Regions from separate parts of the Mus musculus genome. Here region 2 is linked to region 1. The links are chromatin loops, found by intact Hi-C in ENCODE. Cell type or tissue: heart. All regions are shown on one strand.

The links. A loop is a pair of places that touch in the nucleus more often than their neighbours do. Peaks named below come from ENCODE experiments on the same cell type or tissue, not always from the same donor. Only the 100,000 strongest peaks of a DNase experiment are listed, where the experiment ranks them.
Region 2: a loop joins it to region 1, with 2.0 times the contacts of the local background. A loop is called at or near these places in 1 of 42 quality-filtered maps.

Annotation. Positions count from the first base shown.
Region 1 is chr10:120,870,659-120,874,658 of GRCm38, forward strand. It overlaps Msrb3 (methionine sulfoxide reductase B3), which reads right to left. Exons shown (of 7, transcript NM_177092.4): 2 at 377-493. The coding sequence starts at 452. Among named protein-coding and RNA genes, the nearest start is that of Gm15910, 15 kb to the left of the region's middle. In heart, a CTCF peak has its summit at 2,116 (motif pointing left); a DNase peak (open chromatin) is centred at 1,923; H3K4me3 peaks cover 963 bases; H3K27ac peaks cover 3,519 bases.
Region 2 is chr10:120,960,452-120,964,451 of GRCm38, forward strand. All of the region lies in intron 1 of Lemd3 (LEM domain containing 3), which reads right to left. It overlaps Gm50589 (a long non-coding RNA gene), which reads right to left. Exons shown (of 2, transcript XR_001779658.2): 1 at 1-4,000. Among named protein-coding and RNA genes, the nearest start is that of Gm50589, 3.9 kb to the right of the region's middle. In heart, no CTCF peak of the experiment used is centred here; no DNase peak of the experiment used is centred here; H3K27ac peaks cover 220 bases.

The DNA of each region.
Region 1 (4,000 bases):
CTTAAAGTTTCCCATTTTCACTTTTTCCCTAAAGGATCGGCCACATGTACAGCGAGAAGCTTGGCATTCCCTTAACAAGCTGAAAGTTCTACCTCCTGTGCACTGACTTGTAGATGTGTACCCATGCACTGGAGAACAAGACGACACGGGGAAACACTGGTGACAAGTGAGTGCTGGGCGAGGGACCTCCAATATTGAAAGGACCATGGAAATGGGTGTCACTCAGAGGACGGTGAGGGTTTGTAACCAATCTCCATCTTTAAATTAGGGTCCAAATAAAAGAGATCAAGTTTAGTAAAGCATGCTGGTGTACCATTTCCTGCAGCAGAAATACCCACTCTGCCCGGTGCCCTACCACAGAACAACAATTGGCAACCTGAGGGGAGCCCGCAGGCTCTCGGGGCCACGGGCTGGCTCTTCGTCACCAAGTGCAGCAGGTTGAAGGCAGACATAGCTGTGGTATCTCCAGCAGAGGCAAAGGCAGCGGCAGAAGCTGAGTAGGAAAGAGGAAACAAAAACAACGAATTAAAACCTCAGGAACGGTAGGCACACTCATGGAACAACTGATGGCTTGGGTTGACCTAGGGCTAAGCGCACGCACAGTGCTAATAAACCATAGTGCGGCGGTTTCGGATGGACAGCTGACTCTCCCTGCCACTGTGAATTCCTGCACTCGCTGAGGAGGCTGGCTTTATCCCCAGTACATATGTGAGTGCAATCGAGGCTCGAAGATCCAAGGACACAGAGCAAACGTGGTGTGGGAAACGCTCATTTAACAGCAGAGCCAAAATGTGTCCTTACGTAGAGACTTGCCCTTTAAGACAAGGGAAAAAAAAAAAAAACAAAAAAACAAAAGATGAAGGACGACTATGAGACTTTGCTCCACAATCCGTTAACTTTGAAGAAGGCATAGGGAAGGTGCCCTTTCGTTTAATTCTATGATTTTTAACCTCTAAATAAAATTCTGGGAGTAGAACTCATGACCCAACATTGAAAGGGGTAGAAAATATTTTACTGAAGTCTTGAGAAATGAATCACGTAGAAGAATCCCCAACCTATACGATATTAAGACAAAAGTCCAGCTTGTGGGGTTTTCATAAGCATGCCACACAGGGCTGTGATTGGTGCGTAAACATCTCACGCAGGGCCATGATTGGTGCGTAAAGATCTCACGCAGGGCCGTGATTGGTGTGGACTAAGTTCAAATGAGATTGAAGAATACTGGGTGATTATCAATCTCTCGTGTTTTATTTAAAAACGCCGTGTTAAGTAACTTCAACTGCCTAATGTCCAAAGATGGAATGAAACTAATGTCTTGATCATTTCCTCGCCGCCACCCCCTCCATTCCCTACCCTGAAATAAAAGTCTTTTCCTGGACTCTCCTGACCCCCTTGAAGAGCAAACATGTGATAAACAGTAATCTATTTGACCAAGTCGCTCTGGAGTATATCTGACCGAAATCTGCTTGTATTAACATGCCTGAACTCTGACTTTCCCAAACTAAACTCACTACAGAAGCAAAACATTTTTGTGTTACTAACTGGAGGGGTTGGGGTGGGGGTGGGGGCTAAGAATCACAATGCGCAGCCTGAGAACCGTTAGACATAAATAAAGATGTCATTTTCACGAGTGACTGCGGAGCAGGCAAAGACTGCATGCCTTTGTAGCAGACTACTGGCTAATAAAAGATCAAAGGTCTATACCTCACAACGCCGTAAATAAAAATGTAAGTTTTTTTTTCCCCCTCCATGAGACCCTTCCCCATGAGGGATAAAGTATGTGCGGTAAATGTAATTACTTAGCAAAGCTGCGGCCTCTCAGTGCTCCCGCAGCTGACCATAAAATGCCTTCCTATTCCGTTTCATCAACCGCTGTACCAGGCGGCCTGGGCGCCTACGGATCACTGTGGCCATCTGGCTTGTGTCAAAGCCAGCACACAGGAAGCAAGGCAGTGACGTCACTCCGCAGGTCAGGCAAAGAACAAAGATGCCGGCTACAATTAAAAGCCTAGGACTGCAAATACCAGGGGCTCAAAGTGGCTGTGATTTAATAGTCCTTACTCGATCTTTTTTTTTTTTTTTCCCCTACCCAAATAGCCAGAGCGCCATCTAGTGGCAAATTGGTCTTGCCCAGTTTGGGGGCGTTTAAACTGCTTTGTTTCCTTTTTGGTGCTTAAAGTCGACCCTGGAAGTGCTATACTAACACCAAGCAGTGCAGCAATGGATAGAGTTACTGACACAGACACCTTGGCTTTTCGGATGTGGAAGAACGAAGGAACACAACCTGTCATGGTGTGAGCCACTCACAAATCTCCCGTGTTATAGGCTGGGCACTGATACAGCCTTAATTACGTGAATGCTCACAAGTATGTTAGAGAAGGTGGGCAAGTTTACAGAATGCTTGTGAAGTGCCCAGCACCCTGGGAATATGTGTCTGAGCCATGGACTGAAAGGCAGTTCTGCCCACCTGTGTCTGCATGCCCTGCTTAGCTCCGTCCAACAGAAGCACCCACGAGATGCGCCTTTAATGTGTCCGGTCCGGGAACAGGAGCATGGTAAACAATATTTTGGGACTGAGGTTTTGAGGGAAGAGAGGGAGGAGTGTGTATTTTTACACTTGCAATAGAAAACGGACCCTGACGACAGATGTAAAATACACAACCCATTCCCAGAAAGATGCCTGTCACCGTGGATGTGTGCTAGCTTTGTTGCCGGACTGCCTGGCTGGAACTCTGTCTGTCTCTGTAACTGCTTGTATGACCTTGGACAAGTTACTTACCTTTGCTTCTCCGACTCTAAAATAGCAGTTCAAAAGAGCAATTAGCTAAAGGGACCTCTCCTAGTATGTGGTATATGTTTTTTTAAAAAAAAGTTAGCTGTCAGATATTTGCTTAGTATTACATGAGCCGGAAAACATTTACGAAAACTAAATCTCCCATCAGTACATTCTGATCCTGGTTTCACCTCTGCTCAACTCTTCCCAGGTCCTCCCAGACCCCTCCTCCCCATCCATCTAACTCCATGCCTTCTTCCTGTGTTTCTCACCACATCCTATCCTGTCCCATGGCCCTGCTGGATGCACTGCTCACGGTTTCCCCAGAACAAGCCTCCGTTGCGAGTCCATGCTCTCTGATACTGTTTCCCACCATCTGCTGGTCACAGCATAGCTTTCCCAGCGCTGACCCTACAGAACGCCTGACGAGCCCCCGGCTCTCCTATGGCAGTTTTCAGGATACTGGTGTGGTTTGCACTCTTGCCTCTTCTAAATTAACGCTGCAGGGCAGGGAGGGGACCTTTTTGTATCTCACTACCCAGCACATGACAACCAAGCACTCAGTCACTTCCTGAGTAGAAGACTCAATGTAAATGATTAACCTATAAAACTGGTTGTTCTGGGCATCTCATTTCCAGTGTTGTCTCCCCCAGCTGCTTTGCTAATGGTGCTAAAAGGAATTGAAATCTGTGACAGTGTATGATTGCCAGCCAGGGCTGTAACAGGTGGGATGCTGAAAAGCACCCTCACTAAAAATTCAAAGATAATTCAAACACCTTATGATTTTCAAAGATTTCTACTTTCCTATCTAATACCCCGACTGCCTCAGAATTCTAACGTCCAGATCATGACTGAACTCAGTTTGCGAGTGGTTTTGGTTTGGGTCTTCTCCGACTCCCCCGTTTTCCTCTCTGCCCTGCAGTTGAACAATGTACTAGCAAGAGAGAGCATTACCAGGGAATCCAGAGAATTCACCAAGCTGATAATTAGTTCCAGATAGAGCTGACTGTACCCGTGGACTTGAAGTGTCAGCCCTGAAGGTCGGATCCCTCGCCAACAAATGCAAAGAACTGTGTACGTGAGGGGTTTTCACAAGCTGGTGAAATGCTCTCCCCCCAACGCCAAAAGCCGATTGCAAATTAGAATGTTGTCGAGGGCAATTTTTAAAAACATAACACTCAGATCTCACCACGGTCTTCTTTCTCTCCTGAAAAAAAAGGTGTGCTG
Region 2 (4,000 bases), 90 kb after region 1:
AATGGAACTGGAAAATACTGTACGGAGTGAGGTAATCTAGCCAGGCCCAGAACGTCAAATACCGCCACATGGTTTCTCTCAACTGCAGATCATAGCTTGGAATTTTCAGATTTAACTTGGGGCATAGTGGATGCAGGCAAAAGGCCTTGGAAGCAGGAATGGTGAGCACAGGTGACATGTAATTTGGTGTTGCAAGTTTTAACAGGAATGGTGAAAGGTGAAAATGGGATACAGGGGAGAAGTTAGCAAAAACTAAGGAAGCTCACTACTGTATAATTAAAAACAAAACCAAAAAACTTTAAAAAAGACAGAACAGATACATCCATGGGTGGATAATGCCAACCCCAAAGCTCTGGGTTTTGAGTGAAAATCTTAGTACCAGGTAGTGGGCAGCTCCTGGTGTTGTTGGCTAGCAAAGCCACAGAGACCCTCAAAACTACCCAGGTTATGGCTGCTTCCCTCTGCTGCCCCAAAGAGTGGAATGATAAGACCCCCCTGCTAAAGCCACTACACACCTTGGTTGCAGTGATAGACGAGCCAGGCCAGAACAGAGTGGAAAGCTTCCTTCCCCCTGCAGGCTGGTCTTCACAGTGCCTCAAACTGCTATGCAGACAGATGGGAGGAAAAAACTTAAAACAATGATCACTATTAGTTTTGCACCACACACACACATTACCGACTTACAGGCTCGGGTGTTTCCTGGTGCAAAAGCAGCATGGCTGCTACAGAAACCACCAATTGACTTGGTTTGAACTGAGGTCCACTTGCAGGAGGAAGAAAGGCTCTGTCTATTACTATAAATTTGGACAAAATTCCACGATCAGGGAGGTAATGAACCAACTACTCTTATTTTATTAAATGGATATGACATACCTCAAGCTTGGCAGTGACTCTTTACGGTGAGGGCAGCTAATTGGGAGAACCATAGCTGATCAAGGTGCTGAGAACAAGAATGTGCTGACAGCTTAGCCTGGGTCAGGGAGCACCCAAGAAGGGGTGGAAAGAACTGAAGAGCTGGATGACTGCAGAGAAATGCCATGAAAAACTGTCTCAGAGACCAACATGGCCAGAGCTCTCATGAACTCACAATAACTGCAGCTGCCTGCAAAGGGCCAGAACAAGACTGGGAATAAACATCCAGCTATCTATCAAGGGGGGGGGGGGAGGCGCACGGGGCCCCATCCTGACCAGGGGAGCTGAGGCAGTTGAGGGCCACTAGAAAGGAGAAAGTCACTGCCTTTGATGATGTAGCTACTGCCAAGTTAGTTACTCATGCTCCAAGGGATAGCCTTACAACTATGTCTACAACTGTCTGGAATCCCCAAGCATAAACGAGACATTCTTTAACACGCCGCCTGCCCCAGTGCTCAAGGAGCAGAAAGACGGCTAGGATCCTGAAGTCAGGGAGCACTGCCGCTAACAGTATGATCCAGACACGGCAGGGCCACTAGACTGCAGAGCGCACAGCGGCTGTGGCTGTGTGTATCGACACGCACAATCACAGCAGCCAGCACGGCAGGCAGCACAGACCAGGTGAGTGGTGTTGGTGTGCTCACAGTCCCACCAGAGCTGAAGAACCACAGGCTGCTAGGGAAGGAGTCAGTTTTCTTCCAGGGTGTGCCCTGTAGGTGCAACAGTAGATGGCCCTATACCCATGAGCATGTGAGCAGTACTAACTGGACTCACCAGAAGTGGCGAAAGGAAACTGGGAGAGAAAACAAAGGACTGGAAGATAGACATGAAATTGGAATCGGAGACAGGACTAGAGTGAATGTGATCAAGACCCATCCTCTGCACGGATAAGATTCTCAAAGGATAAACAAAAACACACTCACTAAGTCAACTGCCCTCTTATACACCAACCATGTAAGGAACAAACGTAAAGGAACAAGGGACATATAAAAGTAAAAAGAAGGCACTCAGGAGGCAGAAGGATTTCTGAGTTCGAGGCCAGCCTGATCTACAGAGTGAGTTCCAGGACAGCCAGCGCTATACAGAGAAATCCTGTCTCGAAAAACCAAAACCAAAACCAAAACCAAAACCAAAACCAAAACCAAAACCAAAACCAAAACCAAACCAAACCAAAATTAAAATACCCTGGGATAATTACCTGCACTCTGATCTTGGATCTGCCATATACACACCATAGTTTCTTAATTTTGCAAAGATTCAGTTTCCTTATCCAGAGAACAGGAGAGATGGTAGTCTAGAGCTGCTGGGGATTGTTGTACCTCACCTTTTGATAACTAAATTTGTCCTCAACAACTTCATCCACACAACACACTGATCACTCTAGGCTCCACCCTCTCCTCACCTGCCCACTCCTGTCAATCCTCCCCACCGGCTCCCTTCCAGCCTTTGTTTTGTGACCCACCAAGCTTAACCAGGTGGTCTCTGAGCATCCGGGTGGGCTCACCTGTGCACGCATCTGAAGATGAGGACTTCCCTTCTCCAGAAGCATTCAGCAGGGAAGAGTGGGCCCTGATCTTCCACCATCTGTGACTCTTTCCAGGCCCGCTCTTGGGTATGTCCAATGAAAGCAACGGGCTGCTGGGATTCATGACTGCTATGACCTCCTCCCGCATGCACAGAAGAGAGCACTCTGCAGCCTTCTCTCTCTCCTCTTAGTCTTTCTATCCGATTTCCCATGATATTCCCTAAGCCTTCTAGGGGATAGTAAAAGTGATCTGGTTAAAGCTCAACATGCACTGTTTTGAACAGCCAAGAATCTCTGCATCCAACACTTACTGGCTGTCCTGGAGCTCAATCTGGAGACCAGGCTGGCCTTGAATTCAAGAGGTTCACCTGTCTCTCTGCCTCCTGAGTGCTGGGATTAAAGATGTGCATCACCACTGCCTGGCTAAACTCTGTTGCTTAAAACCATCCTTACACCTGAAGAAACTTGGATAAACAACACCCTCCCAAATTCCACCGCGGCACAATGAAGCATGCAGCTCTGAAAATCCCTTTAAAACTGAAGATAGTTTGTGTCACAGAAATGATCTTAACTTTACAAGTTTTCATTTACCAGGTGTATCCTTTCTTCCTTAAGAACCAGAATTACCATTCATAAATTGGAAACAGGGGCCAAAGAAGCCTCATGACACATTGGTAGGGTTAACTGTGTAAGAACAAATATAAAACAAACTATTTACTTATATTCTTCCAATATCTGTTCTGGCTAGAAGACTTATTAGAATTTCTCTTTTTTTAAAGATTTATTTATGTATATGAGTACATATTGTAGTTGTACAGATTGTTCTGAGCCTTCATCTGGTTGTTGGGAATTGAATTTAGGACCTCTGCTCGCTCTGGTCCACCCTGCTTCCCTCAGTCCCTGTAGCTGTCTTCAGACAGCACCAGAAGAGGGTGTCAGATCTCATTACAGATGGTTGTGAGCCACTATGTGGTTGCTGGGATTTGAACTCGGGACCTTTGGAAGAGCAGTCAATGAGTGCTCTTAACCACTGAGCCATCTTGCCAGCCCAAATTCAGATGTTTTAAAAATAGATTATAGTAGGATATATATAGTTTGATGGAACTAAAACGGAACATATTACTTAAAATAGAAAAATTCTGGGCTGGTGGCTCACAACCATCCGTAACGAAATCTGATGCCCTCTTCTGGAGTGTCTGAGGACAGCTACAATGTTCTTACATATAATAAATAAATCTTTAAAAAAAAATCTGAATTCAAGTGGCATGCTCACATATTTTTATTTATTTTCTTCTAGTATTCATGACTAGGCAGTGATGAAAGCCGGTGTCCCTTATTTAAATCTCTAGAAACTAACAAAAGATTAAACACCTTTAAGAAAGATGTGGGGATATGCAGAGAGAGAGAGAGAGAGAGAGGGGGAGAGAGAGAGAGAGAGAGGGGGAGAGAGAGAGAGAGGGAGGGAGGGAGGGAGGGAGGGAGAGAGAGGGGGGGGAGAGAGAGAGAGAGAGAGAGAGAGAGAGAGAGAGAGAGAGAGAGAGATGGCTCAGCAGTTGAGAGCAC